Regions from separate parts of the Homo sapiens genome. Here all the other regions are linked to region 2. Evidence: chromatin loops called from intact Hi-C (ENCODE). Cell type or tissue: heart right ventricle. All regions are shown on one strand. Links, peaks and the distances in the headings refer to the core of each region. The heading gives the core; the rest is flanking DNA.

Region 1 (11,082 bases), core at 1,377-9,376, 1.0 Mb before region 2:
CCTAGAAGAAAACCTAGGCAATACCATTCAGGAGATAGGCATGGGCAAGGACTTCATGTCTAAAACACCAAAAGCAATGGCAACAAAAGCCAAAATTGACAAATGGGATCTAATTCAACTAAAGAGCTTCTGCACAGCAAAAGAAACGACCATCAGAGTGAACAGGCAACCTACAGAATGGGAGAACATTTCTGCAATCTACTCATCTGACAAAGGGCTAATATCCAGAATCTACAATGAACTCAAACAAATTTACCAGAAAAAAACAAACAACCCCATCAAAAAGTGGGTGAAGGATATGAACAGACACTTCTCAAAAGAAGACATTTATGCAGCCAACAGACACATGAAAAAATGCTCATCATCACTGGCCATCAGAGAAATGCCAATCAAAACCACAATGAGATACCATCTCACACCAGTTAGAATGGCGATCATTACAAAGTCAGGAAACAACAGGTGCTGGAGAGGATGTGGAGAAATAGGAATACTTTTACGCTGTTGGTGGGAGTGTAAACTAGTTCAACCATTGTGGAAGTCAGTGTGGTGATTCCTCAGGGATCTAGAACTAGAAATACCATTTGACCCAGACATCCCATTACTGGGTATATACCCAAAGGACTATAAATCATGCTGCTATAAAGACACATGCACACATATGTTTATTGTGGCACTATTCATAATAGCAAAGACTTGGAACCAACCCAAATGTCCAACAACGATAGACTGGATTAAGAAAATGTGGCACATATACATCATGGAATACTATGCAGCCATAAAAAATGATGAGTTCATGTCCTTTGTAGGGACATGGATGAAACTGGAAATCATCATTCTCAGCAAACTATTGCAAGGACAAAAAACCAAACACCGCATGTTCTCACTCATAGGTGGGAACTGAACAATGAGAACACATGGACACAGGAAGGGGAACATCACACACCGGGGCCTGTTGTGGGGTGGGGGTAGTGGGGAGCGATAGCATTAGGAGATATACCTAATGTTAAATGACGAGTTAATGGGTGCAGCACAGCAACGTGGCACATGTATACATACGTAACTAACCTGCACGTTGTGCACATGTACCCTAAAACTTAAAGTATAATAAAAAAGTGAAGTAAGTTGCAAAAAAAATTATTTTCATTTTTAATTGACATATAATCATTGTACATATTTATGGAGTACAGTGTGATGTTTCAATTTCAACTTTGTGTAATGATCAAATCAGGGTAACTGCCATATCCATCACCTCAAAAATTTATCATTTCTTTGTGGTGGGAACATTCAAATCCTCTCTTGTAGCTATCTTGAGATATGCAATACCTATTGTTGACAATGGTCACCCTAGTGTGTAGTGGGACATCAGAACACATTCTTCTTTTCTAATTGTAACTTTTGTTAAATTTAGCCTAAAACTGCCTCCTTACATATTTCAAGCCCAACCTAAAGGTTTCTCAGTACCTAGTGAACTGTAACCTTACTGGTTGTGTAAACAGATAGTAGCCTACTCTTGTGCCAATTAAATATGGCCAACTGTTCAAACTGAGGTTGTTCCCGGAACAAAGCCAGGTCCGGCTGCGTTTTCTCAAGGCCCAATAAGGAGAAGCAGACAAACTAGGAAAGAAGGGAATTTATGGCTATAATCGGATGCAGGGAGAAGGCCAGAGATAATTCCAGCAGACCAACTCGAAAGTGTTACAATTTTCTTAGTGCTTATATAGGTTGGGGTTATGCGCCTGTGTGCAGTGTAGCATTCGCCTAAGTCTATTGGTAACTAATTTTGTTTCAACTAAAAGGTCAGAGGCAAACTAAGTCTGATTAAAAGGGCCTCAGTACCTTCAAGGCCTGTCTGCTGTGGTACCAGAGTGATTATTTCTATCTTATCTCCTTTACAGCTTGGTCCGGAGAGCTGCCTTAGACTCTCCAATGAATCTATTCGAACAGCTGCCTCTGTTACCTTGACTGTCTCAGATTTCGTTGACCCGAGACGGGTCCTGGCACTAGGAATGAAAGACTGTCTCTATTATTTTGGTTTGCTCCAGGTTAGGGAGAAGCCCACGCAAGGCTCCTACTGACCATATGTTTCATTTCTAGCTTTGCTGTCTGGGCGCCGATTTTGCCGGGTTTAACTATTTGCTCAATGTTAAGGCAGCTCTGTGAAAATTTGTCTGTGTAACTGGAGTGCTATGCAGGCCTGTCTGTGTGACTGTCATGCAGGCCTGTTTGTGTGTTTGTCAGGGAAAACTGGCCTGCCACGAGGTTGCATAAGGCAAATGCGGAGCGGTAAACGACCGGATCGCTTCTGTACCTCACTTCCGTTTTCTGTAGGCCACTTTCCTTTTTCTGCCTGTAAATCTTCCACCACGTGGCTGCGCTGGACTCTCTCTGTGCCTACTCTGGTTTGGGGGTTGTCTAATTCGTGAATTGTTCCTTGCTCAATTAAACTCAGTGAAATTTAATTTGCCTTAGTTTTTGTTCTGAAGTGCCTGAAGCAGCTTGTTACAAGGGATTTCACATAGAAGGCAGTTTGCTCTCACAGACCTTGAACAAAATTGTATTTCCCACACAGACCTTACTTGTTAATGACTCAGTTTAGCAAATATTTATCATTGTTTGTTCTGTGCCAGGCACTGTGTGAAGTGCAGGTCTTAGTGATTTCCCTAGGGAAGTAGCCAAACACGTGACTCCTTGCTTATTGTGATTAGGCCAATTACTGTTTTTTTTGGTTTTTGTTTTCTTGAGACGGAGTCTCTCACTCTGTTGCCCAGGCTGGAGTGCAGTGGTGCGATCTCGGCTCACTGCAAGCTCCACCTCGCGGGTTCACGCCATTCTCCTGCCTCAGCCTCCCGAGCAGCTGGGACTATAGGCACCCGCCACCATGCCTGGCTAATTTTTTGTATTTTTAGTAGAGAGGGGGTTTCACCGTGTTCGCCAGGATGGTCTCCATCTCCTGACCTCGTGATCTGCCCGCCTCTGCCTCCCAAAGTGCTGGGATTACAGGCGTGAGCCACTGCACCTGGCCAATTCCTGGTCTTAAAGTTGCATGTTTATAATAAAATTACAGCTGTACTTCTTTCTTTTTTGAGACAGGATCTCGCTGTGTCATCTAGGCTGGAGTGCAGTGGCACCATCATAGTTCATTGCAGCCTTGATCTCCTGGGCTTAAGTGATCCTCCCACCTCAGCCTCCTGAGTAGCTGGGAATGCAGGAACACGCCACCACACCCAGCTAATTTTTCTACTTTTTTGTGGAGACAAGGCCTTGCTGTGTTGCCTAAGCTGGTCTCGCACTCCTGGGCTCAAGCAATCCTCCTGCCTTGGCCTCCCAAAATGCTGGGATTACAGGCCTGAGACATCACACCAACTTTGTACTTCTCTTTTTTTTTCAAGTATATAATACATAATTATTACCTATCATCAACCTGCTGTCCAGTAGGTCCCTGCACTTCCCTTAATGCAGCTTTCTTGTTGATTCATTCATTTACTCAAACAACATCTAATTCATTTGATAAGAAAGACCTTTAGGTGGTATGCAAAGCATTGTAGAGGGCTATTATGTATAGATGTGTGCATTTATGTGTGCATATATATTTGTGTTTTCACACAAAATTATGTCTGGAAGAAATCCTTTAATGGGAATTTTTAAAAAGAAAGATCTAAAATGCTCCTGGTAATTTTCCTCCTGGTGTTACAGTTAGCAGAGCTCCACTTCTGAAGTTTCCTAAGTCTTTATCAACATCACCTTGGGAATTATCGCAAGGACAAATACAGACTTAGGAAGCCAAGGTTGAAATTTGAATCCCTCAGGACATGTGATCTCTACCATAATTTGACTTGGATGCTATTCAGAGTCTGCTGAGGAATATAATTTTTTTTCAATATTTTAAATTTTCATTTCAAATGGAAGTTTGTAAGACTTTTTGTACTAAGTCTCTAGAATAACTGGCACTTAAGACAATCAGTGAATTTAAATACTTGGGGTCCTCCATTAATAACAAAGTCGCATGCTAGGAGTTCTGCTTCTAATGAAAAACTACACCTCTTGAAATCCCTTGAGGGGGTGACATATTTCCAGGAAATTCATCTTGTTGGGTAATTTTGTTTTGCATGGGACTATTAAAAGATGCCTAGACTTCAGGCGTAAGACTTCTTAGCTGTGCATTCTAGGATAATCCTACTTTTTCTTGGGGATCTTTTGGGGGTAATTAGTCACTGATTCAGGCTGACTGGTTTCTTATACCTTGAAAGTTTAAAATGTTTTTGTAGGAAGTCTTTGACATGGAGAAATTGATCAGTAATAATTTAATATTTTAAAATCAGCGTGAGTTATAATATACACACTATCAAATACACATTTTAAGTGCATAATTCAATGAGTTTTGATGTGCGTAAGTACCACTACAGTGAAGATATAGGACATGTCCATCATCCTAGAAAGTCTCCTCATTTACTGCGTACTAATTCTCTGCCAGGTACTTTGCTAAGTGATTTATTTGCATTGTTGCTTTTAATTTTCCTTAAATATTAGAAACAGGCTATTATGGGCTGAATTTTGTCCCCCACCCCCAAATTCATATGTTGAAGCCCTAACTCCCTAATAACTCAGAATGTGACTGTATTTGACAATAGGGCTTTAAGAAAGTAATTAAGTTAAAATGAGGCCATTAGGATAGGCCCTAATCCAATCTGACTGATGTCCTTATAATGAGAGGAAATTTAGAGGCACATAGATACCAGGGACATGCACACACACGGGAAAGACCATGAGAGGACGCAGTGAGAAAGCAGCCACCTATGAGCCAAGGAAAAAGGCCTCAGAAGAAACCAGACCTGCTGACACCTTGATCTTAGACTTCCAGCCTCTGGAACTGTGAGAAGATCCATTTCTGTGGTTTCCATCACCTACCCAGTCAGTGGTATTTTGTTATGGCAGCCCTAGCAGACTAAGACACAGGAATTAGCTTAGCTTTCCTTTTTAACAATAAAAAAACATAAAACGCGGTGTAGGAATGCCACAGAATTTGCCCACAGTCACCCAGTTAGCTAGGAACTTTGCTTAGGGTAGGGCAGTGGTTGGGTCCTTCATGTATCTGGCTCCGAGTCCGTGCTCTTAATCACGGCACATACTGACTCCTCAAGTACCCAAACACGCTAAATAGTCTGAAAACTTCTGGTAAAGGTGTTCAGTTGACATTAATAGAACTCTTAGGGGCTCTGGGTTAAATGCGATAAGCACCTTAGGGTAACGGTGGCTCCCGGATCAGCACCAACATCACGTTTTGCCATCCTGTATTTTCTTGTCCGTTCAATAACTGTCGGGTGGTAATCTATAATTCTCGATGATAGAGGTTCTCAAACTTTGTTACAGATTAGAATCACCTGGAGAGCTTTTAAAAATGTAACTAACTGGGAGGCTGAGGCAGGAGGATGGCTGGAGCCCAGAAGTTTGAGTCCAGCCTGGGCAACCTAGTGAGCCTCCCATCTCTAAAAAGAAAAATCAATATCTAAATGGCCCAGTCACACTCCATACCAATTAACAAGAGTGTCTGGGCATGAGAGCCAGGCATCGATCATTTTAAAGAGGTTCCTACATTATCTTATTGTGTAACAAAGTTTGGGAAGTGGTACCACTGGCTGGCTGACTTGCTGTATCTAACAAGACACTTTGAAAAGGGATTTGAGAAACACCAGTTACAGAATTAAACAGATTTAGCAAACCACTTGGTGGCAGTAAACTCCCTATTAACCACAATATGAGTCTACGCTATGGGTGGGCTTCTTAATTTCTATTCCTTTGTGGGAATCTTTTAAAATGTTTTCTTTACTTTTTGATCCCCAAACAATGTCAATTCTCAAATGAAAAAGGGTAAGTTTTCCTCCTTTTTTCTGCCAGACTAAATTATGCATAAAGACTAGACATTGCAATCTCTTATAAAAAATTGACTTTTGAGAGTTAAATTGTAAAAAGTCTGAATTAGAGAATCTTTTAGGAGCACGTATTTTTCTATGGCTGTATCATCCAGTCTGAATAAACACACATAGAGAAAAAAATTGAATTACATTTTGTGCACTCCTTTATATGTTCAAGATGTCACAATAACTTGGAAAAAACATCTACTATTCCATAGAAATATCTTTAAATGTTCTCCACAAAATTTGTCACGGTACTTTCTTCATCTTTTATCCATTTAAGGGAAGACGAAAATGCCTAAAAATGCAATTCAACAACAATTATAAGTAACTAGATCAGGTGTTCACATATTTGGAACTGAAAAATTTGAGCTTGGTCAATGAAAAACCTCAATAGGCTAGTTAATTATGATGTAAGTGGATTTAGTACTTATGCTGGTCCTGGTGAAAATGACAGTCGTATGAGTTTTTAAAACACTGAATTCCACACCAGGGTTTGTCACCAACGGCTGTGCAAGCCTGGGCAGGCTGCTTAAACTCCCTGAGCCTCAGTTCCGCATCTGAAAATGATTAGATAGTCAGAAAGAACCCCCCCGCCCCGGGCCTTTTTTCTTCCCTCTAGAATTTGGTAAAAAATGATATAAAGTGCCAAGTTTTCCAAGTGCATCCCTGGGAAATATAGTGGTGATACAACATCTAGTTTTGGGGGTTGGGAGGTGGTCTTCTGAATCGACTTTATGCACAAGCCATATATAAAAACTTTCTGGAGGATATAAATTCATATTACATGGTGGTGATAAAAGAAACTTTCTTCAATTCACAAATCAGAGAGGAAATCAGTTGTTCCCCCTCGTTTGGCTAATTAGTCTACAGTATCAGATTTGGGTCGTTGCAGCAACCCCATAAGGCAGCCTGGGAGACTCTCCCACATGGTGTGATTAGAAAAGCGTTGGTTGCCTTGGTGCATTTTACTCTCCCCTGCTGAAGACGGAAGAGTAAAATTATTCAAAAGTTCTGGCTCTGTATAGAGGAAGAAAAGAAATGGAGATTACTCACATAAGAGGCCTCACACAGGGTCTGGCAGAGAGTAGGTACTAGTAATTTTAGTTTCAACCCTCTTTGCATTTGGTCCTTTGAAATACCTTGTATTCATCAGCTCTTTGAGGCAATTGCTTCTGAACCCCAGCAGGCAGCTGCTTCCCACATTATGGGGATTCCTCTGCATATTTGGAGCCAGTTCCCTGTTAAGGGCAACTCAACTTAGGCAAGATGGGAATTTAGTCCCAAGTCTAAATCATTTCAATATTTATGCACATATTTTTGCCAAACCATTACCTGATTTGATGGAAAGCATAAAAAATAATGCTCTAAACATCAACAGAAAACATACAACTAAAATTATACTTGGTCAGGCGTGGTGGCTCATGCCTATAATCCTAGCAGTTTGGGAGGCTGAGGTAGGAGGATTACTTGAAGCCAGAAGGTCAGGACCAATCTGAGCAACATAATGAGACCTCATCTCTACAAAAAATTAAAATATTATCTGGGCGTGATAGTGTACACTTGTAGTTCCAGCTACTTGGATGCTGAGATGGGAAGATCACTTGAACTCAGGAGTTCAAGGCTGCAGTGAGCCATGATTGTGCCACTGCACTCCAGCCTGAGCAACAGATCACGACCCCATTTCTAAGATACACACACACACACACACACACACACACACACACACCAATTAATACTTGCTATGGTCTGAATGTTTGTGTTCATTCGTATGTTGAAATCCTAGCCCATAAGATGATGGTATTAGGAGACAGGTCCTTTAGGAGGTGATTAGATCACGAAAGCAGAGCTCTCATGAATAGGATTAGTGCCCTTACAAAAGAGGTCCAAGGGAGTGCATTTGCTGCTTCCACCAAGTGAGGACACGGCAAACTCAAAGTGCCATCTACGAGCCACAAAGCATGCACGCCTTCACCAGAAACCAGATCTGTCATGATCTTGCACTTCTCAACCTTCAGAACTGTGAGAAACACATTTCTGTTGTTTATAAGCCACCCAGTTGATGGCATTTTGTTATAATAGCACAAACAGACTAAGACAATGGGGAAAGACTAATATTGGGAACAAGACGAGGATGTCTATTCTTGTTACTTTAATTCATCATTGTACTAGAGGTCCTAGTCTGTACAATAAGGCAAAGAGCCAGGCACAGTGGCTTACGCCTATAATCCCAGCACTTTGGTAGGCCTAGGTGGGTGGATCACCTGAGGTCAGGAGTTCGCAGGCTGGCCAACAAGGTGAAACTCCGTCTCTACTAAAAATACAAAAATTAGCTGGGCGTGGTGGCAGGTGCCTGTAATCCCAGCTACTCGGAAGCCTGAGGCAGGAGAATCGCTTGAACCCAGGAGGCGGAGGTTGTAGTGAGCTGAGAATCGCGCCACTGCACTCCAGTCTGGACAACAGAGCAAGACTCTGTCACACACACACACACACACACACACACACACACACACACACTATATATATATATGTATACAGATTGAATAAGAAGTAAAATGATCTTTATTTATAGACGATATGATTACATATGTAGAAAATTCCAAGTGCTCACCAAAAAAATAATAAAATCTACTATAACTAGTAAGTCAATTTAGCAAAGTTGCTAGATAAAAGGCCAATATGCAAAGATTAATTGTTTTCCTATATACTAGCCATAGACAATTAAAAAAAACTGTAAAAGATACAATTTACAGTAGCACCACAAAAGCATGAAGATAATTTAGGAGACATTTTAACAAAGTATTTATAACACCTCTATGTTGAAACTATAAAACGTTCCCACAAGGAATTAAAGAAGAGCCAAAAAAATGGAGAGATAAACCATGTTCTTGAGTTAAAAAACTCAAGTTGTTAAGATGTCATTATGCCCAAATTAATGTATAAACTAAGTGAAATCCCAATCATAAATTTCAGGAGGGCTTTTGTAGAAATTGACAAATTGACTTTAAAATATAGAAGTATACAGAATAGCCAAAACATTTTGGAAGACTTAACTACCTAACTTTGACATTTAACATAAGGTTACAGTAATCAAGACAGTGTAGTCTTGTCATAAATGCAACATTTAGATGAATGAACATAATAGAGTCCAGAAATTGGCTGACACAAATACAGACAATTGATTTTGGACAAAGATGCAACGGCAATTCAATTGGGTAAGGATAATCTTTTCAACAAATTATGTTGAAGCAATTGGACATCAATATGTGGAAAATTAAAAAATTCAACTTAAACCTCATTCCTTAGACAAAAGTTAACTAAAAATGGACCATCGATCTAAACATAATTTTTTTTTTTTTTTGAGACGGAGTCTCACTCTCGCCCAGGCTGGAGTGCAGTGGCGCGATCTCGGCTCACTGCAAGCTCCACCTCCCAGGTTCACGCCATTCTCCTGCCTCAGCCTCCGAAGTAGCTGGGACTACAGGCGCCTGCTACCATGCCCACCTATTTTTTTTGTATTTTTAGTAGAGACGGCGTTTCACCGTGTTAACCAGGATGCCTCGATCTCCTGACCTCGTGATCCGCCCACCTCGGCCTCCCAAAGTGATGGGCTTACAGGCATGAGCCATCGCGCCTGGCCTAAACATAAAATTTAAAACTATAAAAGGTTTAGAAGAAAACATACAGAAAAATCTTCCCTATCTGGTGTTAGGCCAATAATTCTTTAAATGCGACATCCAAACTACAATTTATAAAAGAAAAATTTGAAAAACTGGACTTCACCAAAATTTAAACTGTTGTGCCTCAAAGGACACCATCAAGAAAGTAAAAAGGCAGCCCACAGAATATTTGTTGTGGGCGAAAATATTTGTAAATCATATATCTGATAAGGGACTTACATCCAGAATAAAGAACTCGTATACTGCAGTGATCGAAAGACAAATAAGCCACTTTAAAAGGAGCAAAGGATGTGAACAGATACTTCACTCAAAAAAGAAATATGGCTTGCCAATAATCACATGAAAAGATGCTCAATGTCATTACTCACTAGAGAAGTGCCAAGAGAAACTACAATGATCGACTACCTCATAGGCATTAGGACGGTAGCCCAAGCTATAATAAAAAAAAGATGGACAATAAACAAATATTGGAGAGGATGTGAGAAATTGGAACCCTCATTCAATAATAGGGAAAATGTAAAATGGTGCAGTCACTTTGGGAAACAGTTTGGTTAACTCCTCAAAAACTCAAAGTTACCATATGACCCAGCAATTCTATTCCTGGATATTTACCTGAGAGAAATGGAAATATATTGTCCCACAAAGCCTTTTTCCATGAATGTTGATAGCAGCATTGTTCATAGAAGCCAAAAAGTGGAAACAATCCCATGTCCATTAACAGATGAATGGATAAAAATGTGGTATATCCATGGAATGGACTATTGTTTTGCCGTAATAGGGAATGAAGTACTGATACACACTGTAACATGGATAAGCCTAGAAAATGTGCTGAGCATAAGAAGCCAGACACATATGGTATGATTCCATTTATATGACATGTTCAGAAAAGACCAAATCATAGAGACAGAAAGTAGATTAATGGAAGCCAGGGGGTGGAGGTAGGGGAGAATGGGAGCGAGTGTTAATGGGTACAGAGCTTCTTCTTCTTCTTTTTGTTTTTTTTGAGACGGAGTCTCCCTCTGTCACCCAGGCTGGAGTGCAATGGCGCGATCTCTGCTCACAGCAACCTCTGCCTCCCGGGTTCAAGTGATTCTCCTGCCCCAGCCTCCTGAGTAGCTGGGATTACAGGCACCTGCCACCATGCCTGGCCAATTTTTGTATTTTTAGTAGAGGCAGGGTTTCACCATGTTGGCCAGGCTGGTCTCAAACTCCTGACCTCAGGTGATCTGCCCACCTCAGCCTCCTAAAGTGCTGGGATTACTGGCATGAGCCACTGCACCCGGCTGGTACAGAGCTTCTTTTTGGGGTGATGAAAATGTTCTAGTGTGAGATCATGGGGATGGTTGCACAATTTTGTGAATGTACTAAAAACCACTAAATTGTACTTAAAAAAAAACCTAAAAATTGACAAGGATTACTCAGGCCTGTAATCCCAACACTTTGGGAGGCCGATGTGGCAAGATCTCTTGAACCCAGGGAGTTTGAGGTTATAG
Region 2 (11,082 bases), core at 1,035-9,034:
TCCATAACAGATTGTACTACAAAGACTGATTACACAAAAGTCATCTTTAAATTCTCTTGCTAAGGTTGTGCTGGATAATAAAATTACTCTAGATTGTCTACTGGATAAACAGAAAAAAATCTGTACCATTACTGACTCTATTTGTTACATGTAAATAAATGCATTGACTATTACAGAGATTTGGTTGTAGGGTATTAATAAACAGACTGCTTGATTAAAACAAGTAGACTCCTTTTCTGGCTCATTCTTTGATCTATTTCATTTTAGTTGGTTTGGTTCATGGAGATGCTGACTAAGGAGCATACTCCAAACTCTTGATTTGATCTTCTTGATCATTATAATTGTCTCTCTGGCACACTATGTTCCCTCAAAAGTTTTCAATGGTTACATACAGCCATTTGTAAAATGTCAAATGGTCTCTCTTTAATTGAGATGACAAAAACTCAAAAAAGAGTGTTCTCATAAAGACATCATAACCAATAAATGATGTACTGAGACCAAAACCCTAAAATAATGGTAACTGAGAATGGCGTTAAAAGCCTAATGGTCACACTCACCTAAGTAAAATCATAACCAAAAGGAAGAAACTGTTAAACAAAATTAGGAGATGCCATTATTTTGGACTGAGTTCATACAATAGGCCCCAGCAGACCAGACCAAACCAAAATAGAGTCACTCATGCTAAGTGTGACATAATCAAATTAAAATTTTTTAAAAAAATCCTAAACAGGTAAGTCCTAAAATAGACGCGAATTTTCTTTCTGCCCTCCAAAAAACAAGAGATTCCAACACAGAGAGGTCCCCTGTACTCTCTTTCAAAAAAATAACCTAAAAAAACCATCTTACAAAGCTCACTGTTCTGCTATTTCCCAGTAAAACTTAAGACCAAATAAGTGCCTTTACGATAGTGGTAGAGTGAAATCAATGCCTACAGTTTTGGTTCACCTCTCAATTTTGAGGGGAGCATTGTTAAATGTAGCCTAAAACTGCCTCCTTACATATTTTAAGCTTGCCCTAAAAGTTTCTCTGTACCTAGTAAACTGTAACCTAACTGGATGCATAAACAGACCACCTTGTGCCTATTTCTCTCCTACCAATCAGCCAATCAAGACAGCCAGCTGTTCAAACTATGTTCAAGTGAGACAAACACTGAGCTGTAACCAATTCAGCCATTTCTGTACCTCACTTCTGTTTTCTGTAAGTCGCTTTCCTTTTTCTGTCTGTAAATCCTCCCTGACCACATGGCAGTGGCAAAGTCTCCTTGAACCTGTTCTGGTTCAGGGGGTTGCCCAATCTGTGAACTCTTTCTTGCTCAAATAAACTTTGTTACATTTAATTTGTCTAAAGTTTTTCTTTTAACAATGGTGTTCGTGAAATATTTGTCAAGGAAAGGGAGGGAGGGACAGGTTGGATGGATGAACAGATGGACAAATACCCAAAAGTGTAACTGTTTATGCCAGTCATGTTTGTTTATTTCCAAAAATACTGCTTTTATTCAGGGCTCCCCAATTCCCCATTGGCCCACTGAAAACCTAGCTTCTATTCTCTGTCCCCATGTAGCTATGAGATTTTGGATAAGTAAGGATAAAGACCAGCATGATAAACCAACGTGCTGACCATGTGCTGAGCATTGTTCTAAGTGTTTCAAATGTTTTAATAGATTTAATCCTCAAAACAACCCTATAAGATAAGTATGATTGTTGTCCCTGATTTACAGTTGGGGCACATGGTGGGTAAGAAAGGTCACACAGACAGTAGATGGTGGGGCTTGGATTTGAATCCACGCAGTCAAATCTTGGGAGCCTCGTTCTTAACCACTATGTCATACTTCTATAGCCATTGCAGTAAATGCATGTGGAATGAATGGATACATGAATATACACCCTATGGTACTCTCTAGATGTTAATTTTCTCAGGTTGTTATATAATTTCTGTTCTGCCTGTCTTCATTACACACACACACACACACACACACACACACACATTGTCAGTCCTTCAATGGACGAGAGCTTCAGAAAGCTTCTCTTCAATAGATTGAAAGGAAATATTTTGAGACTTTAATTCATCTTTAAATTTTTTGAATTTGATAATTTGTTGAGTTTGGCAATTAAAAAACATATATTTAGAGACATGGATCCTTATTTTTGCTGGAGTGTGGATGAAGTTTGACAAACCACACCTTGTTCCCTAATGTTACTTAAATGTAGGAACTCAAATAGATGGCATTGGTCATTCTACAGAGTGTAAAGTATATGTCCCTTTCTGGGTCAAATCAGATTTGGGCTTCTTGGCTTATTGTTCAGCCCTCAATGTAAATATCTAAACACATAATCACAAGCTTAAGGTGCCACGTCTCAGGAAATTGTTGCTCTACATTCCTTTGTCATGTGTCTGGTTGAATGCTTGGTAGGAGTAACTTGAGATAAGGTTTTGGAAAATGTCCATACTCAGGGCATATATGTATTTTTTAAAGCTGGCATGTGCTTTGTGCCAAATCATCTTATTTTACATGACCATCGCAGCTGTACTAGGAAAAGATGACATTTTGTTAACTTGTGGGTAAATAAGTCTTAGTATCTGGGAACCTTTGATTAATTAATTTCACCTTCTGTATAGTAAAAGTAAGTGTGACATAACAGTCTCTAATGGTTGTGAAAAATATGCCTAAAAGGGCCAAGTGCAGTGGTTCATGCCTGTAATCCCAGCACTTTGGTAGGCCAAGACGGGCGGATCACTTGAGGCCAGGAGTTTGAGACCAGCCTGGCCAACATGGGGAAACCCCATCTCTACTAAAAATACAAAAATTAGCTGGGCATGGTGGCACATGCCTGTAATCCCAGCTACTCAGGGAGCTGAGGTGGGAGGATCACTGGAGCCCAGGAGGCAGGAGTTGCAGTGAGCCGAGATCGCCCCATTGCACTCCAGCCAAGGCGACAAAGTGAGACTCTCTGTCTCAAAAAAAAAAAAAAAAAGAAAGAAAGAAAAAGAAAAATGTACCTAAAAAGTAACTCAGAATTACTAAAGTTTGCTAAAGTGAATCTTTAGACAAAGAGAACACAAGGGCAATTAGAATTGGAGCCCTAGAATGAGAGATGTGGTGATCGACCTGAACCTTGCCACACAGGTTGGAGGTACACCCTTGAGGGGACATATAAACCTGTTGGAGGGAGCAGCTCAGAGGTGGAAAGCATGGACTGAGTATGGGAAGTAGCCACCAGTCTGGTGGGCTGTAGACATACTTCAAGTAATGAAAGGATAGGGCAGAGCCCTCCCCAACATCTGCATCTGCCTCCCCTCTCTACTTCCCTCAAAAACTTCCCAAAACAAGCAGTACAGTATATAGATAAAAAGAGAGTCATCTATCCAAATGCAGCTAGAAAACAAATTCCCCAGACTGCCCTGCCTCCCAACCACATTGCCACCTCTGAAAACATTCCACCATTTTTGCATCCCCCGTTTTCGTATGGAGAGTCACCGGGGTGAAGGGCATCCTATTCGAACAACTATTTTCAGTCCTTTTTCCCCGGTAGGCGTGCATGTTGTACAGGTCCATATCCTTCCAAAGGTCCCATTTGAGAAAACATCATCTTTTTCGCCCTAAGGGAACTAAATACAGATATGAATTTTGGGTATTTTGTACACAGTTAATATTGCCTTTAATTCAAACAAAGTTCATAGTGCCTTATCTCAGTAGCCTGTTGTATATTAGGTGCTTAGTAAGATTTATTTTTTTTTTGCTTTTCCTGCTCCTAATATTCAGTTATTGTTGGTTTTAGAAAGCTTTCTCACTTATTTTGTTTGTTTCTTTCTTTTTAAAGGAGCGGTTTAAAGAAGCTGAAGAAATATACCAAACTGGAATAAAGAACTGTCCAGACAGCTCAGATTTACACAACAACTATGGGGTTTTCTTAGTTGATACTGGTAAGTGAAATTAAAGAGAAACTGTACTGCTGAGATTAGCTAATACAATTTATCAAGCAAAATGGAAGGCAAATAATCCTCAGAAGTAAAATTCACTGGGCTTGGCAGGAAGCTCACACTATTGACAGTCATTATACCTCGGGGCTGTCATTTCTCTAGATCTTCAAGCTCGATTCAGTAAAATCTGGCCATTCTCATACTCATTTCTCTATGGAAAACTCCCCAGGGGACAGGAAGTAGCCTTATGATTTAATAAGTCCCAATCTTCTTTGAATATTATTTATATATATTTATAAATCCATGATGATGAAATGTTTCTCTACAATGATGCAAAACCTGCCTCTGAAAGCAGTTACTGGCAGATGGTAAATACTTTTCTATAACATATTTTTTAAAAGCCTCCAGAATTGTTCCATCATTCCTTCCTTGATGTACATTAGAAACTGCATTATTAAAATTGATACAATGCTCTTATATGACAGGTGCTATATAAAATACACTTACTTTATCTTACTTAATGCAAAACATTACTGGGCATGAATTCTCTTTTCTTTATGACTTATGTAGTGCCTCTGTACTGTTGGCATGCAATGTAAGTAATGAAATTATATTTAAATGTAAGGCCAAAGCACCACTTTGTTCTTGTTGATTACTAGACTAGCTGCCCTGCAGCAAAATTTAGTTTAATTAGTTTTTCAATATGAAATGCTTAAAGGGGTTTTATTTTCAAGGATATTTGGAGCTCTCTTGTTTTACAGAATATAAAATTTACATTCTGATACATCTAAGAAACTTACCTTATTTTTGCCTGTGTAAAATTGTTGTGTAGTGCCACCTGCTGGTTCATTGGCCACATAATAATAAACTGTCTTAAAAATATAAAAACTAGAAGAAACCTCTAGTTGGGCAGGTCTAACCCTCCTCCTTTTACTTCAACAACAGTCCCACCCCACCACACCCCTAAAAATGATAACTCTGTGACCACCCTATGACATTGAGCCTCTGCCTCCAGAGACAGAGGCTCCTAGGGACCTCCTAGTCAAACTTGTATTCAAACAGATACGCTTGAAAAGATTTCTGTGTAGATAATAGACATTCCATTCTATTTAGAATTTCACAGTGTTCTAAAGTGTAGTTACTGAATATAGTTTCACCAGGAAGCTACTTTGAAGAAACCTATCAGAGTAGAGGGCCTTCATTCTGCTTCTGGCCTTACTCTCACTTGCCTTGGGATCTTTATCAAGTCTGTTGAATATCTTTGCACTTTAGTGTCTATATCTGTAAAGTGGAAAATTTTTGTGTGTGGTTTTTTAAATATCTCTTAAATCCTGATAAACAGCTAAACAGTATCAAAAGGCAGCTAAATTGTATAAAAAAATACCTGCAAAAACCATACAAATGTAAGTATTTAAAAATATATAATGCATTGGACAAGTGCATGGTGGCATTATTATGTTGTAAGTCTTATTAATTAAGTGCCATTCAAATGAAAGTGCATGATTTTAAAAGAGATTTTCACTATAGAGCTGATATGTGTTATTTAAAGTAATGCTTCAATTGCTATGTTGAAGTATAGTTCATTGAGACAGACCCTTAGAAATTGCTTCTGGACAGTTTTATTTCTACAGTAGCCTGTTCTATTTTTTATATAATGAGAGCCAGTTATATCTTGGATAAATAACAATCACTAATAATCTGAAGGCATCCTATTAGCAAGAGCGATGACCAGAAAAATTTCGACTAAAATAATATATATAATTAAAACAATAGGTTTTAGTTTTTACTGCTTTTTTGTTAATTTTTTTGGAAGTATGAATGAACAGTGAAATTGTTCAAAGTTAGGCAATGGCCAGGATGAGAAGCTGAAATGCAAGCTAATTTGCATATTGAATAATTTTGGTATAACTCTGTAATAATGAGAAAGAATTATAAGTCAGAAGAGAAAGTGAAATGTTCATGTCTTTTATAAAAAGGCATGTTCTGCTCTTACCAACCTGTCACTGGTTACAGGCTTACCAGAAAAGGCAGTGGCCCATTACCAGCAGGCCATCAAACTTAGCCCCAGTCATCACGTGGCCATGGTGAACTTGGGAAGACTCTACAGGTCACTGGGAGAGAACAGCATGGCTGAAGAATGGTACAAGCGGTAAAGTTCCCTTTCTTTTCTTTATAAGTTGCCCAGGAACCTCAGCAATCACTCATCAGCTTCTTAGTTAATCAGAATAGGTGTGCTCTCAGAATACTAGCAAATTTTGCCAATTCAGGTGATACAAATTTTTATCTCCAAAGAAAGCAACCACAATATAAATGGGATCATAATTCATGACTTTGGCTTGCTGGTTAGACTATAGTGCTGAACCAAGGTTGAAATTTAATTCCCACTTTAGTCAGTTTGTTGTTTTCTGAAGCCATGGATTGCAACCCCAATCATAAACAGCAATTTAAAAAATGAGGATACATGAAAAACTATGCACACATGAGAACAAATTCATCATAATTAATGAGAAAGACCCTTGGGGCTCAGTTTCCATATTGATAGGTCAATAAGACATTCTTACGTTCCAACTATGGCATCATGATCATTTTGTAAAAACCTTGTTCTTGGCCAGGTGCGGTGGCTCATGCCTGTAATCCCAGCACTTTGGGAGGCCAAGATGGTCGAATCACCTGAGGTCAGATGTTCAAGACCAACTTGGCCAACATGGTGAAACCTCGTCTCTACTAAAAGTACAAAAATTAGCCGGGCATGATGGCGGGCACCTGTAATCCCTGCTACTCAGGAGGCTGAGGCAGGAGAATCACTTGAACCTGGGAGGTGGAGGTTGCATGAGCCAAGATTGTGCCACTGCACTCCAGCCTGGGTGACAGAGTGAGACTCTGTCTCAAAAAAAAAGAAAAAGCCAAAAACCTTGTTATTGATATAAAAACAAAGACCGTATTGGAGCAGAGGTTCAAACCATGGACCGTCTTCCCTAAATCTAAGCCTAGACATTTGGAAATGTACCTATTAGAAGAGAAATGTCATTTAGATTTTCTCCAAACTCAGCGCCCTGCAGGTGGCACACAAAGCTGAGATATTGTCACCTTTGGGAGCACTGTATTACAACACTGGCCGATACGAAGAGGCTTTGCAGATTTACCAGGAAGCTGCAGCACTTCAGCCTTCTCAGAGGGAGCTCCGCTTGGCACTGGTGAGTAGGATGAAAGAAAATGAAGCTGGCAACCTAAGCACAGGCAGCCATAGAGAGAGCTGTAGTCCTCACGCCTCAAAACTGGAGCTGGAATGCCGTAATATATCCACTGTATGAATATTCATACAGCTAATGTTAGAGCCATTCTCTAAAGACATGGACACCAAAAATACTGCATTTTTGTTTTGAAATAACTTCAAACTTATGAAAGTGTTGCAAGAATAGTAAAAAATTTACATATACCCTTTCATCCAGCTCCAATGATTTGTAACATTTTGATTCATTTATCACTCCATTGTGTATGCATATGTAGATGTATATGTACCTACATGTATATGTGTGCATATTTAGATATGTATGTTTGTATATACCTATTATTAGTGTGTGTTATTTTTTTCCTGAACCATGTGGGAATTAGTTGTATATATCATTCCCCTTTATCTCTAAATACCTTTGCAAATAGTTTCTAAGAAGGACATTCTCTAACATAACCACAGTGTATTTATTAGACTCAGGAAAATTAACATTCATACCAACAAAATTTTTATTTCAGTGTTTGGAACTTCACTCATCCTTTTCCTTAGATGTGCAATAAATCAAATTTGTTATCTTGCTGTAAACACACTGTTCTGATGAAATCAGAGGAAATTCTTTCTCTTCTGACTTATTTGGTCAACCTTTTTTAAAAGCCACAAGCCATTTCACTGGATATATTTAGTGTTTCTGCCACTCACTCACAAATGCATGCACAAAACTAAATAAAGAAACAAACAGCAAAAAGTCAAAACCTGAAAACTGGTGATTCAGCCTTCTCTATGAGTCACTAAATTGATGCTGAGCATGTTTGTCAGGAGTGCGTTCTGAATGCTTCTATTCAGGGATGCTTTATTTGATAAGGTAATGAAGTCTCTGCTAAGCCAAGGTCCATGTGGTTTTGTAGGCTCAGGTTTTGGCCGTGATGGGTCAGACAAAAGAAGCTGAAAAGATGACCAATCACATTGTGTCAGAGGAGACCGGATGCCTTGAATGCTATCGCCTCTTGTCAGCCATCTATAGCAAGCAGGAGAACCACGACAAGGTAAAGAAGGACATTGTTTAGAGTTCTTTGGATTCATAGGTTAAACATGGGGTGCACCTAAGTGATTCTCCAGTTTGCGTGTTTATAAGCCTGGGAAATCTTAAATCTTATCCGTCAGCATATCCTATCTCTTGGAAACTTTTCACAGATATCCCCTTAACACCTAAGATGTCCCCTTGTAATAATATTTTTCTTGGCTTATCTTTGGTGTAAAGCTTTTATGTGGTATTGTCTTAGTTTGTTTTCAGCTAAGTCTATAAAGATCAAGACCAACATTTATATGCTTTATTATTTTGTATTTTCCTTCTTATATATTGTTTTATGTAATCCTCATAACAACCATGCTTTACAGGGTTGTTATGAGGATTACATAAAACAATATAGAAGAGGAATATATAGGAAGATTACATGAAACAATATATAAGAAGGAAACACAGGGTGACCCAATGTCACAACTGTTATTATCTCCATTTTAAAAGTCACATAATCAGTAAATTTATAAACTGACTCAATGAAGTAATTGTTGAAGGCCCACTATGTCCTGGCCACTGTAGTAGGCATCAGAAATAAAGTGGTATGAAAAAAAAAAAAAAAAGTCACTGCCCTTGTCTTCATGGAGCTAACCCATAGAGAAGGAGATTAAACAGGTACTCACAAAACAAATGTAGAGTGATAGCTGTGCCCAGGAATATCATGAAGCGCTACCTCTCCCAAAGAGCATATAATCAGGGGACCCGATGAGTCTGGGAGGCCAGGTCTCCCTGTAAAGTGATGTGGAGGTGAGGGCTGGATGAAGAATAAGAGTTGTTAGGCAGAGGAAGAAGCAAGGAGGATTCTGGGCAGGGAAACGCACATGCAAAGCCCTGTGGCAGCAGTGAGGGGCCTCTCTGAGGAATGGGAGTGAGGGAGCAGGAGCACCGTAGGAACGCAAGCACAGGCTGCTGGGAGGAGACTCCTTGGGGCCAGGCCAAGGGTTTTGTTCCTTACCATGGGAGAAGCTTTGGGTTTTTGTGGAGAGGAGGAACATGATCAGATATTTGCTTTGAAGGGATCTTTGGCTGCAGTGGGGTCAGTGGGTGCTGGGGGCAGAATGGTCACTAGGACCTGAGAGGGGCTGGTGGGGTGGTCCAGATGAACACATGGTCAGGGAAAACGTCTGATGCCAAATCTTGTTTTCTTTCAACTGTATCACACCACCTCCCTGTAAAGTAATCAAGGATATTTTATTGCCACTCATCGATACGTGGGAAAACTGGAGTGTAAGAAAGTTATTTTGTCAGGGCCACTAATTCCCAGTGAGAAAATCAAAGATAATGAAGAATGTATATATATTTGAGACAAGGTCTTCCTCTGTTGCCCAGGCTGGAGTGCAGTGGCATGATCTCACCTCACTACAAGGTCCACCTCCCAGGGCTCAAGAGATCCTCCCATCTCAGCCCCCCCAGTAGCCGGGATTACAGGTGTGCACCACCACACCTGGCTAATTTTTGTATTTTTTTGTAGAGACAGGGTTTCACCATGTTGCCCAGACTGATCTCGAGCTACTGGGCAATCTGCCCACTTCAACCTCCCAAAGTACTAGGATTACAGCCATTAGCCACTACGCCTGACCAAGAATTGTACTTTGATTGTCACATACCATACCTGCTGACACATAGGAACAAAAAGTATAAATTTGATCAGTTAAATAAGTTTTTCTTTACCTAATCTGCATTTATTCTGTCTTAATTTCCAACCTCTGCAGGCACTTGATGCTATAGACAAGGCTCTCCAGCTGAAACCAAAGGACCCAAAAGTCATTTCTGAACTTTTTTTCACAAAAGGAAACCAATTAAGAGAGCAGAACCTTCTCGACAAAGCTTTTGAGGTATAAACTCATCATAAAATTATATCATCAAATTCACAGATTAAAATTAATTGTCTTTTGATCTTTAAGGAAACATGTACAGTAAGATCTAAGATCACTGGCATGTATGTTTATGGAGTGAGTGAGTTTTTTTTAACTAATTGACGAAGTTTTGTTTATTTTTTATCATTGAGCATCTGGCCCTTGACTGAATCAGAGTTGCGCATTTATTTTTCTGAATAATCATGTTTAATTTGATGTTGACAGCATTCCACATTTTGGCCTCAAACTAGCTTCTCTCTGTCTGTGTCTCTGCCTGCAAGACCTTCTATTCCAGCTGGACTAGTACCTGAAAAGCCTTGGACATTCCCACATGTCCTTGAAATGCCCTCTCTTGACTTGGAGGATGAGATTTCCACTCATCCACCAAGATACAGTCTTTGTCCTCCTGCCTTAGGAAGCCCTCCCTAACCGTCCTTATTCCCTGTGACCTTACTTCTTCTGAACTCTTAAAAAGCATGGACTGTCTCATGAAGGTACCAGTCGTTTGAAAGTGTCACATATTACATTGTATTATTAGGTCCGTCCCCTAACCCCCGTATGTGTGTGTGTGTGTCTCTGTGTGTGCAGGCACGCACAAATCCTTGCATAGTTTATCTCCCCAGTTAGATTGGACTTTCCTTGTAGAGAGGGACTGCATCCTTCTCTGTTCTAAAACAATGTTTTGCATCTTACAAGGTGTTCAGTATCTATGGTTTTGGAATAAAACTTATTCACAGGTTGAACTCAAGAAGACATAAGTAGAAATAGAAATGTTACAATGTTACATACTTTCTCCTTATATCTGGTAAAGCCACAAATTATTGAAGTCATAAAATTATACTAAATATATTATAGGAAAAGTAAAATCTCAAATGATACAATTGTGTTGGGAAATAAGTGAGTGGATTTTTAAATATTATTGGAAAACACATGGAAAGATATTTGGGAAAGCTCATTTGAATGTGAATCCTTTAATCAAAAACAGAAATTGTGGCATTTTTCTC
Region 3 (11,082 bases), core at 1,976-9,975, 370 kb before region 2:
CATCTTAGTCCTGTCCCACCATTGCATTTTAGAAGTAGATAACTTGTTTGATTTCACAGGCTCGCAATTGGAGGGAAATTTACCTCAAAACAAATCAATCATACCTTGAGTCTCACTTGTATCTGATCTAGATGAGGCTCTGGACTTTGAACTTGGTGCCGGAACAAGTTAAAACTCTGGGGCTATTGGGAAGGGGTGATTATATTTTGTATGTGAAAAGGATATAAACTTGGGGGGCCAGAGGCAGAATGCTATGGTTTGAATATGCACCCTAATGCTTGTGCATTGGAAACTTGATACCCAATTGAGAGGCATTTCGATTATGGGGGCACTGCCCTCATGATTGAGTTAATGCTGTTATCACAGAAGTGGATTCCCTGTAGAAGGACAAGTCTAGCTTCCTCTTGCTGGCTCTCTGCTCTCTCTTGCCGTCTCTTTGCCCTTCTGTCATGTCATGCCTCCCATCATGGGAAGATGCAGCAAGAAGGCCCTCACCAGAGGCCAGCACCTCAATCTTAGACTTCTCAGCCTTCAGAACTGTGAGTCAATACATTTCTGTTCACTATAAATCACCTAGCCTCAAGGATTCTGTTATAGCAGTACCAAATGGACTAAGACAAACTTACTCCACTATTTTTTAAAAAATTAGTTTGTATTAACAACAGTCTTGCTATCCATCCCAGACTCATTAAATACTGACTTAGACTTTTTGAGATGGAAAGTTTCTTAATCTGATATATTCTGATTATTTGCACTTTAAAAGTAAAACAAGGAAACATAAAGAAGAGAAAGTATAAGTAAAAAACATGCAATGGTGAAAATGAACACGCTATTAGGATATGAGGAAAAATGTGAAAATCTTTAAAATAAATAATAATAATAACTTTAAAAATTCCAAAGTTCCATATGTTTTGGGTTCTAAAATGAGGCATGCTATGTAATTACCTATCATATTGAATATGGAGGCATTGATGCTAGGAATTCAGTGGTAAAGCAGCTTAAAGATATATAGAGATATATATGTGTGTACACACACACACACACACAGACACACACACACACACACACAGAGAGACACACAAACATACAAACTTTATTCCTCTCCCCAAATCACCTCCACTTCAGTACTTAGCCCTAGGCTGGGCACACACTTTAAGTAGTTAGTACTTGTTGATTTCTGAGTCTCTCTGATTACTTTCCTCAGTAGCTACAGAGCACAACCATGAAAGTGATAAATCCATAAAGGGCATACATATGAAATTGACTTCATCATCCATTCCTTATGCACCTCACTGTTTTTGAAGATAACAATGACAATACACTGAAAAGTAAATTTATAGAAGAGTTTTATGCATGATGAGCATGCTAGAATTTCCAGAGGCTTTCGTTTGTGTTATTATTAACTATTTCAGATGACAAAAATATTGAGAGTGATGAAAAGTAAAGAGTCATCACTCAAATTGCTTTGATTCCTGTAGAAGATCCCTATTCTCTTATCTCAACTCTGCTCACTGATACAATAGGAATCAACAGAATATGTGTGGTTCCAAATTTCAGTCAAACCCTGCAAATTCAGCTAAAAGCTATAATATAATTGCCAAAAAACTTTTTAAATGTTAATTTAGCTAAAAATGAAAATAATAACTATAAGTTTTGTGTGATTACACTAGAAAAGTAAGTTTTTACATTTTAAGTTTCCTATGTACTGGATTAGCTCCCATATACAATGTGCAGAAAGAGCTGGTCTCAGTATCTAGACTTAAATAATGAATTTGAAATGATCTTCCCTCTAGGCATGCTGTCCTTATCTCTTCTCTGTTTCTTTTTTTCTGTAATTTTGCATGCATCATGTATCTGTGGGTTCCCAACAAATGCTAATTAAATATACCAAGATGTTAAAGGCAGCAAATGAAGGAACCAAGCTAGAACTTGTCTCCTGGCCTAGCATGGTAGCACAGGCCTGTAGTCCTAGCTACTGGGGAAGGTGAGTTGGGGGGATCACTTCAGCCCTGGAGTTTGAGTCCAGCCTGGGTAACATAGTGAGAATTCATCTCTAAATAAATGAATCAAATTAATAAAAATTGTCTCCCTATTCTGTTTGTAGAATATGTGGCATTTGAGTAGGTGACAGTTTGACAATAAAACAAAATCAGCGGACATTACACCAAGTCAATTTGGTTTTTTTTTATGCTGACATAATAAAATTTCCAGTTATTCATCTGAGCAATGTTTATCTTTTTCCCAGCTCTGACGATTGACAGTTTCTATTTATAAATGTTTTTGATTCACTTTTTAAGCAATAGTGCGTTCTCAGATACAGTATTACTAAAGATGTACAATTTCAGAGTATAGTATTTAATCCACCCATTTTCCTACTCTTGTTATCAACTATAAAAAGCATGAATGGCAAATATCTAATTCAGAATAAGAGCCTCACAGTGGTCTAAAGAACAAGTCCTAAGTTTTTGACAATTTTAAAAAGAAAGAATAGTTCAGGGTAGGGAGGATTCATTCATTCATTCATTCATCTATCCATTCAACACAACCTCACAGGTGTTTTGTGGAACCTAACAGAAAGCATGATTCATTATTCTAATTTAATGATTCTTGGCATAGCAGAAGAAATTAACAACTACGTGCCAAGTATTGTGCTAGGTGCTGAGATTATAGCAGTAAACAAAACAAACAAAAGTCCTGCCATTTTCAAGCTTACATGCTCATCTAGAGAGACAGGCAACAAACAAGCAACTCAAATGCTATGATTAATTTATTTTAAGATCCACATATTTGCACGTTTTAAGATCTCAGAGATGTATACATGCCTTATGATGCTGTTAGCCAGTTGTCAGTCTGGCTGTCAGCTGTAGGACATAGTTGCTATTGCCTGAGCATGTGTATCAGAACTTGTAGAATGAAGTCAGCAGTTTGGGAGAAGATCCTGGAGACAACAGTAGAGTGCTCTTGAGAAATGCACCATCACCAAAGCTCTTGATGGCACAAAGCACGGGGCTACGTGGAAAAACACCCAAGTCAATTAATACCAGTCCCATGATCTAAAACAGCTGAATTCCAAATGTGATGGAATTTTAGTAATATCTTAAACAATTTAAGCAACTTGTTCTGCTGATATTTTTCTGTTGGGTTTGCACAACAGTGATACATAATAAAAATCAATGTTGTCTAAAATAGCTCTTTCAATAAATATAAAATAATGTTGAAGTGATAAGAATGCAATATGTAAGTCTTATTGGCACCAATTTTTAATTAATTTCCTAGGACATAAAATTATAGTGTTTTTTGTAACTGATGGTTTCTTATATTTAATGATACCTGCTACTTGTGTATTAGATGGTAATAAATACCCTGGAGAACACTAAAGCATAGAATAGCAAATGCCGAGTAGGCGGTTTGTAATTTTAATCAGGGAAAGCAGAAAAACCCATTGAGAACATGACATTTAAATAAGACTTGAAGAGAGACTGCACTGTGCAGACAGCTGAGAAAAGAGTATTTTAGGGAGGGTGAACAACCAGTGCAAAGGCCCTAAGCAGGATCATATCTGGCTCATTTGAAAAACAGCAAGGAGCGAAGTAGTAGGAGGTGAGGTTGAAAGCTCATGGGGTACCACCTTACATGAACCTTGTAGAGGATTGTAAAGATGTATTTTAAGATTATATGGCCAGACGCGGAGGCTCACGCCTGTAATCCCAGCACTTTGGGAGGCCAAGGTAGGTGGATCACGAGGTCAGGAGTTTGAGACCGGCCTGGCCAATATGGTGAAACCCCGTCTTTACTAAAAATACAAAAATTAGCCAAGCGTGGTGGTGCGCACCTGTAGTCCCAGGTACTTGGGAGGCTGAGGCAGGAGAATCACTTGAACCCGGGAGGCAGAGGTTGCAGTGAACAGAGATCATGCCACTGCAGCCCAGCCTGGTGACAGAGCAAGACTCTGTCTCAAAAAAAAAAAAAAAAAAAAGATTATAAGTGTATTCACATTTGTACTAAGTTAGGAATCCATTTGAGAATTTTGAGCAGAGGAGTAATATGATCTGGCTTACATTTTTAAAGGATCCTTGCAGTTGCTAAGACATAGAAAAACACTGAAGGGAGGCAAAGACAGAATCAGGGAGAATAGTTAAGAGGCTGTCATAATCCAGGAGGGAATGATGGTAGCTTGAACCAGTGTGGCAGTGTTGTGAAGTTCATCAGAAGTGACTGGATTCGTGACTCATTTTGAAAGTAAATCCAAAAGATTTTACTTACGGATAATTTGGATAATAATAATAAAAAAAAGAAGCAAGGTGACTTCAAGGATTTTCATCTTAGCAACTAGATGAAATTGGCATTAACTGAGATAGGGAAGACAACCAGAGGAACAGGTTTGGTGAGACTCTCAGGAGTTCATCTTTTTTTTAAAATTAATTAATGTATTTATTTATTTTTGAGACAGAGTCTCGCTCTGACACCAGGCTGGAGTGCAGTGGCACGATCTTGGCTCACTGCAACCTCCGCCTCCCAGGTTCAAGCGATTCTCCTGCCTCAACCTCCCGAGTAGCTGGGACTACAAGTGCACGCCACCACGCCCAGCTAATTTTTGTATTTTTAGTAGAGATGGGGTTTCACCATCAAAACACCCTAAGTATGTGATGCGTTTGTCAGACATCCAAAGGAAGATGTCATGTAGGCAATCAGATACATGAAACTGGACCTCTCGCCACCAGTCCTTTGCCAAAATTTTCCCAGTCAGTCATGTATGTATTGGCTGGAGTGTGTCCTCTTGTCGTTTCTTCAAAATGAATAACTTTTCCATTAGATCTCACCTTCCTGTGAGCAATGCTTCACTGAGCTCTTACATATTCAAAGCCATCTGGTAATACCATGTCCTGGAGAGAATGTCATCAATAGGATCTATCAATCGCAGGTTGCCATGTAAATTGGTACAGCCGCTGTGGAAAATAGTTTGGTAACATATTTTAATATTGAACATTTACAAACCCTATTAGCCAGCAATTCCATGCCTACATTTATATTCAAGAGAAAATCTTAACAAATTTATCAGAAGACATGAACAAGAATATTCATAACAACATTGTTACAGTGGCAAAAGCTGGAGATTATCTAAAAGCTTTTCAACAAAAGAATGAATAAATTAAGCTATACTCCCATAATGAAATTTTATATAGCATCAAAATGAATGATCTACAGCTAAACTCAACAATATGAACCAATCAGCAATGTTCCATGTTTCATCTCTTCTAACGTGCAGTTTTTCTTATAGCATCTTAGAATTCTGAGCTGACTTGTAAGGACTTTTTTCTTTATTACTGGTTGTGCCACTTATTAAGAGATTGCCTCTCAGCTCCAAATTCACCTTCCATAATCGGCTGTTTGATGTAACGCATGAGACTGCAGGCAGGAGACTGCAAATTCAGATGTGTGCTTTGCCAACTGACTCCATGAAGACTTTCGTCAATAGGGGGCGCCAGAGGAGACTGCCTTGCTAGAGAAGGAAGAAGGATTTGCTCTTCCTGTTCCTGTGACCTCCATCCCTGCCAATCTTTCTTCACAGCAGCAGTGGCAGTTCATTCCCACAGCAGCAGCTGAATCAGCTTGTAATTCTTCCATTATTTACAGAACCAGTGTGGTAACACTCCACCTCAGAGGCCTGGGTCCCAGCCTTAGGAAGGCCCCTCCTCTGGGGTCAGGCACCAGCAGCAATTGGGCAGTGCCTCCTCAGACATCTGAGTTTCAGCCCCACAGGGGCCCTTTTCTAAGTTTATCCCTTAGTTTCCTTTGTTTTCTAAGCCATAGGGGATGATAGCTCCTTCTTCTATGATACCTTAGAGTTCTCTTTTTGCCCTTTCAGTGGATAACAACCTTATACCTAGTACTGGTGTTTTATATAAAATTTCTCTGCTCAAGTAACTGGTGTGGTTTCTAACTATTGTGATGATATATAAAATAATTGTGTTTCTTGTAATGGATGCAGTAGTAGATTTGAAGTTTCAGAAGGTCCTATGTAGCAAAATAACTTTTGCAAGAAGTTAAAACAAATTTTAAAAACTATATATTTTAGGAACACACATGCACATACACATGATTGAGGTTGGCGCTGACCTCTGATGTAGGGAGGCAGAGAGATAGGGCATGATGGAGGGGCCCGTGGGTAGGCATGTTAGTATAATATTCTGGTTCTAGTAGTTGGGGCCATGAGTTTATCATGTTATTGAGAGGTGACAACGTGGTAGCAGCCCTCCCTTGCTCTTGGCACCTCCTCGGCTTCTGCGTCCACTCTGGCCGCGCTGGAGGAGCCCTTCAGCCCGCCGCTGCGCTGTCGGGATCCCTCTCTGGGGCTGACCCAGGCTGGAGCCGGCTCCCTCTGCTCACTGGGAGGTGTGGAGAGAGAGGCGCGGGCGGGAGCCCAGGCTGCGCACAGCGCTGGTGGGCTGGGGGGGGTTCCGGGTGGGCTATGGGCTTGGTGGACCCCGCACTGGGCACAGCCTGCTGGTGCCTGCTGGGCCCCATGTGTGGACCACTGTTCCCTCTTCACGGGGCCGTTGGCCACGATGGCGGGTCTCCATCTCTTTCTCCCTTCCCCTCTTTTCCTCTTGTTTGTCTGTGAGGAGCTCCCTCTGGGCTGCCAAAGTGCCTGGGCTAGGTGCCGCAAAGTCCGGCAAGTGTCAGTGAGAGGTGAAGCCGGCTGGACTTCTGGGACTGGTGGGGACTTGGAGAACTTTTCTGTCTAGCTAAAGGATTATAAATGCACCAATCAGCACTCTGTGCTAGCTAAAGGATTATAAACGCACTAATCAGCACTCTTGTGTCCAGCTAAAGGTTTGTAAATGCACCAATCAGCACTCTGTCAAAGCAGACCAATCAGCTCTCTGTAAAACAGACCAATCAGCTCTCTATAAAATGGACCAATTGGCTCTCTGTAAAATGGACCAATCAGCAGGATGTGGGTGGGGCAAGTTAAGGGAATAAAAGCAGGCCAGCCGTGCCAACAGCAGTAACCCTTTGGGTTTCCTTCCATGCCGTGGAAGCTTTGATCTTTTGCTTGCAATACGTTTTGCTGTTGCTCGCTCTTTGGGTCTGTGCTTCCTCTGTGAGCTGTAACACTCACCTAGGTGGTCTACAGCTTCACTCCTGAAGCCAGCGAGACCACAAACCCCCCTGGAAGGAATGAGCAACTCCAGACGAACTGTCTTTAAGCATTGTAACACTCACTGCAAAAGTCTGCAGCTTCACTCCTGAAGTCAGCAAGTCATGAACCCACCGGAAGGAAGAAACTCTGGACACATCTGAACATCTGAAGAAACAAACCCCAGACACACCATCTGTAAGAACTGTAACACTCACCGCGAGGGTCTGCGGCTTCACTCTTGAGGTCAGCGAGACCAAGAATCCACCAATTCTGGACACATTATTACACAGATGCTACCCAAATACTAATGTAGAAACATATAGGCAAACTACATTCATAATACATAATTACAGATATACACATACACATGCATACACACACCCATAAAATAAGATGGGGCATTGAACATTGATGTGAGTATAGAAAGAACTCAGATTGATTAATCCAATTCTCTAAAACATGAGATCAAAGCAAAACAAAAAAATTATGTCCCTTCTTACTTAAAGTAAGGTTTGGCTGAATGTAAAATATTTGACTCACTTTCTTTTCTTGTGTACACTGTAGCTGGTTCTTCGCTATCTTTTGGTATTGAATGTTTCTGTGGAGAAGTCTGAAGCCATCCTGATTTTCTTTCTTTTAAAAGTGAGTTTATTCACCCTTGTGCCTTTCTGCATCTTTAAAGGGTTCCAAAAGGGATTTGTGCTGCATATTTCAAGATAGCAACCTTACCTAGGTGTGACTCAGTGTTGATGGTTCTGGGCCAACTCTTGCTTAGTGTGCCCTGAGTATGCTTTAATTCTAAGTGAAAATATTCATTCTGTTGCTTTCTTTTGGTTTTCTTCTTTGGAATTCCAATTAAGCATATGTGAGCTATGTTTTTTAGCATAAAGCTATGCTTTATAGCATATATAGAGTTGTAATACTATAGCTCTTATTTGTCTATCATATCACTTTATTTCTCATTATTTTATTTTTTTCTTATTTCTACCCTCTATGTCCTTTAATGTGGTCTCAATAGTGTCAAATCTCCCTTGTGCTCTTTCTAATATACTTTGTATGCCTGTAATTTTTTCCCTTGGTTTATGTCCTGAGGTCTGCCATCACCTTCTGTTTTCTGTTCCTCTCTTCCCTGAGTTTGTCTATCTTGGTGTTCATATTTGGGATTTATTCATTTTTTAATTAATGAAAAATTGGTTAATTGTCTGCTCTATGGCACCTTTTCCTAAAAACTTATGTCTATCAAAAGGTCTTGCTGTTCTTTCCCACAAATGTTCTTAGAGTGTTTGGCAATAAGTACTATACATTTCCTTTTAAAAAATTAATTATTGTTGTATTGTCAGGAATCAGCTGTCTGCAAGAGGTTAGAAGTGGAGGGTTAGAGGAGGAGGAGGAAGTGCCAGAGTAGCTTTCCTAGTTTAGCAACTCAAGAGCTCTACCTCCTCTGTTAGGCTAGTGGAGAACTGTTTCCTTTAGAGATGATACAGTTGTGTAGCCACATTTCTGTGACTCTCTGAACTTAATGAAGTTCAAGATAGCCTCTCCAACCAGCCCTACACTCCTCTAGTTCCTTCACTAGTTACTGCAACCGAGGGACAGAGCTTGCCTTCTAAGGCAATCCCCACACTTTTAGAGTATGTATTTTGCTGATGCTTTCTGAACTATGCCAACTCTGGATCCCCGAAGAACCTTCCATATTTTTATTCTCGTGCTTTCCCAGTACTTGTAACTTCTTTGATCTAACACCTATTGTAGCAGTTTCCTTGCAAGTGTAAACCAAAAATAAAATTTCAAGGCCCCCCAACCATCTGAATGGACTTCTTTCTCAGACAGGGTTTTGTTTGTTTGTTTGTTTGTTTGTTTTTGAGACAGAGTCTCACTCTGTTAACTAGGCTCAAGTGCAATGGCCTGATCTCAGTTCACTGCAACCTCTGCCTCCCGGGTTCAAGCAATTCTCTTGCCACAATCTCCCGAGTAGCTGGGACTACAGGCGTGTGCCACCATGCCCAGCTCATTTTTGTATTTTTAGTACAGATGGGGATTTTGCCATGTTGGCCAGGCTGGTTCCAAATTCCTGAGCTCAAGTGATCCACCCACCTCAGTCTCCCAAAATGCTGGGATTACAGGTGTGAGCCACTGTGCCCAGGCGCAGACAGGGCTCTTCTAAAGGTTACCAACTGAGAGACTGTTTCAGGCCATGACAGGAAGTGGGGGTCGAACATGCCTCATTATACCTCTCTGGCATTTACATCAACACAGACCTTAAGTCTGATAAAAAAATATTACAATAAATTCTCTCTGAAGCCTTGTACTTAAAGGATTCCTCTGCAAATAAGAACCTAGGTCTCCACAATCTTTTATCTTAACCCAGACATTCCTTTCTATTGATCCCAGGTTGTTGGGGGAAGTCAGGGACCCCAAACAGAGGGACTGGCTGAAGCCATGGCAGAAGAACATAAATTGTGAAGATTTCATGGACATTTATTAGTTCCCCAAATTAATACTTTTATAATTTCTTATGCCTGTCTTTACTGCAGTCTCTGAACATAAATTGTGAAGATTTCATGGACATTTATCACTTCCCCAATCAATACTCTTGTGATTTCCTATACCTGTCTTTACTTTAATCTCTTAATCCCGTCATCTTCGTAAGCTGAGGATGTATGTCACCTCAGGACCCTGTGATGATGGCATTAACTGCACAAATTGTTTGTAGAGCATGTGTGTTTGAACGATATGAAATCTGGGCACCTTAAGAACAGGATAACAGCGATTTTCAGGGAACAAGGGAGTTAACCTTAGAGTGTGGCTGCCTGTGGGCCGGGCAGGACAGAGCCTTATTTCTCTTATTACTGAAAACGGGTAGGAGAAATATCGCTGAATTCTTTCCCCAGTAAGGAATATTAATAATTAACAGCCCTGGGAAAAGAATGCATTCCCAGGGCGGTGCCTCTAAAATGGCCACCCTGGGAGTGTCTGCATTTTGCAGATGTAGATAGGGATGAAACACCCCCTGGCCACCTGCACTGCCCCCAGGCTTGCTAGGATTAGGAAATTCCAGCCTGGTGAATTCTAGTCAGACCAGTTCTCTGCTCTTCAACCCTGTTAAGATATTTATCAATGACAATGCCTGCACAGCAGGACGTGGAAGTTCATTAGTGATTCTAGTTTCTCCCTGACCATGTGATCTCGCCCTGACCTTCTGCCTTGTGATCTTTTGTTGCCCTTAAAGCATGTGATCTCTGTGACCCACACCCTATTCGTACACTCCCTCCCCTTTGAAAATTGCTAATAAAAGCTTGCTGGTTTTGCGGCTCAGGGGGCAACAGAGAACCTGCCAACATGTGATGTCTCCCCTGGATACCCAGCTTTAAAATTTCTCTCTTTTGTACTCTTTCCCTTTATTTCTCAGACCGGCCGACACTTAGGGAAAGAGAAAAGAACCTACGTGAAATAACATTGAATTATCAGGGGCAGGTTCCCCTGATACCAGGTCTCTAGAGAAACTCACCAATTGTCACCCACAAAATTTAAAAATCTACCTATAAGCTAAAAGTCCCCATTTTGAGTTGTCCTGCCTTTCTGGACCAAACCAATGTATTTCTTATATGTATTTGATTGAAGTATCATGTCTCCCTCAAATGTATAAAACCAAGCTGTGCCCCAACCACCTTGGGCACATGTTCTTATGATCTCCTGAGGGCTGTGTCATGGGCCATGGTCACTCATATTTGGCTCAGAATAAATCCCTTCAAATACCGAGTTTGACTCTTTTTGCTGACACAGGGTAGAACACTTCCCTTCTGAGGGAGTAATTTTCTGGAGATTTCTGAGATGTACCAGGACTGACTCTTCCTTGCTTTCCGTTCTTCCCTGATGCTTCCCACCTGGATTCCTGCAGGGTTTTGCTGACTTCAGCTGCTCTTGGCAGCTCTTACATG

The links. Peaks named below come from ENCODE experiments on the same cell type or tissue, not always from the same donor. Only the 100,000 strongest peaks of a DNase experiment are listed, where the experiment ranks them.
Region 1: a loop joins it to region 2, with 4 times the contacts of the local background. A loop is called at or near these places in 13 of 110 quality-filtered maps.
Region 3: it touches region 2 in a loop (4-fold over the local background); 8 of 110 quality-filtered maps call a loop at or near these places.

Annotation. Positions count from the first base shown.
Region 1 is chr12:30,510,194-30,521,275 of GRCh38, reverse strand. It overlaps the pseudogene LOC100422352. Among named protein-coding and RNA genes, the nearest start is that of IPO8, 180 kb to the left of the region's middle. In heart right ventricle, for the core only: a CTCF peak has its summit at 5,734 (motif pointing right); no DNase peak of the experiment used is centred there; H3K27ac peaks cover 316 bases.
Region 2 is chr12:29,513,457-29,524,538 of GRCh38, reverse strand. It overlaps TMTC1 (transmembrane O-mannosyltransferase targeting cadherins 1), which reads left to right. Exons shown (of 18, transcript NM_001193451.2): 12 at 3,819-3,921; 13 at 5,932-6,067; 14 at 6,968-7,112; 15 at 8,053-8,190; 16 at 9,935-10,057. LOC105369714 (a long non-coding RNA gene) reads right to left here and starts at 4,808. Exons shown (of 6, transcript XR_007063258.1): 1 at 4,719-4,808; 2 at 3,476-3,606. In heart right ventricle, for the core only: a CTCF peak has its summit at 4,750 (motif pointing left); no DNase peak of the experiment used is centred there.
Region 3 is chr12:29,884,314-29,895,395 of GRCh38, reverse strand. All of the region lies in intron 4 of LOC105369715 (a long non-coding RNA gene), which reads left to right. It overlaps LOC105369716 (a long non-coding RNA gene), which reads right to left. Exons shown (of 3, transcript XR_931477.2): 3 at 4,833-4,946. Among named protein-coding and RNA genes, the nearest start is that of TMTC1, 110 kb to the right of the region's middle. RefSeq lists an enhancer at 9,905-10,531. In heart right ventricle, for the core only: a CTCF peak has its summit at 5,475 (motif pointing right); a DNase peak (open chromatin) is centred at 5,505.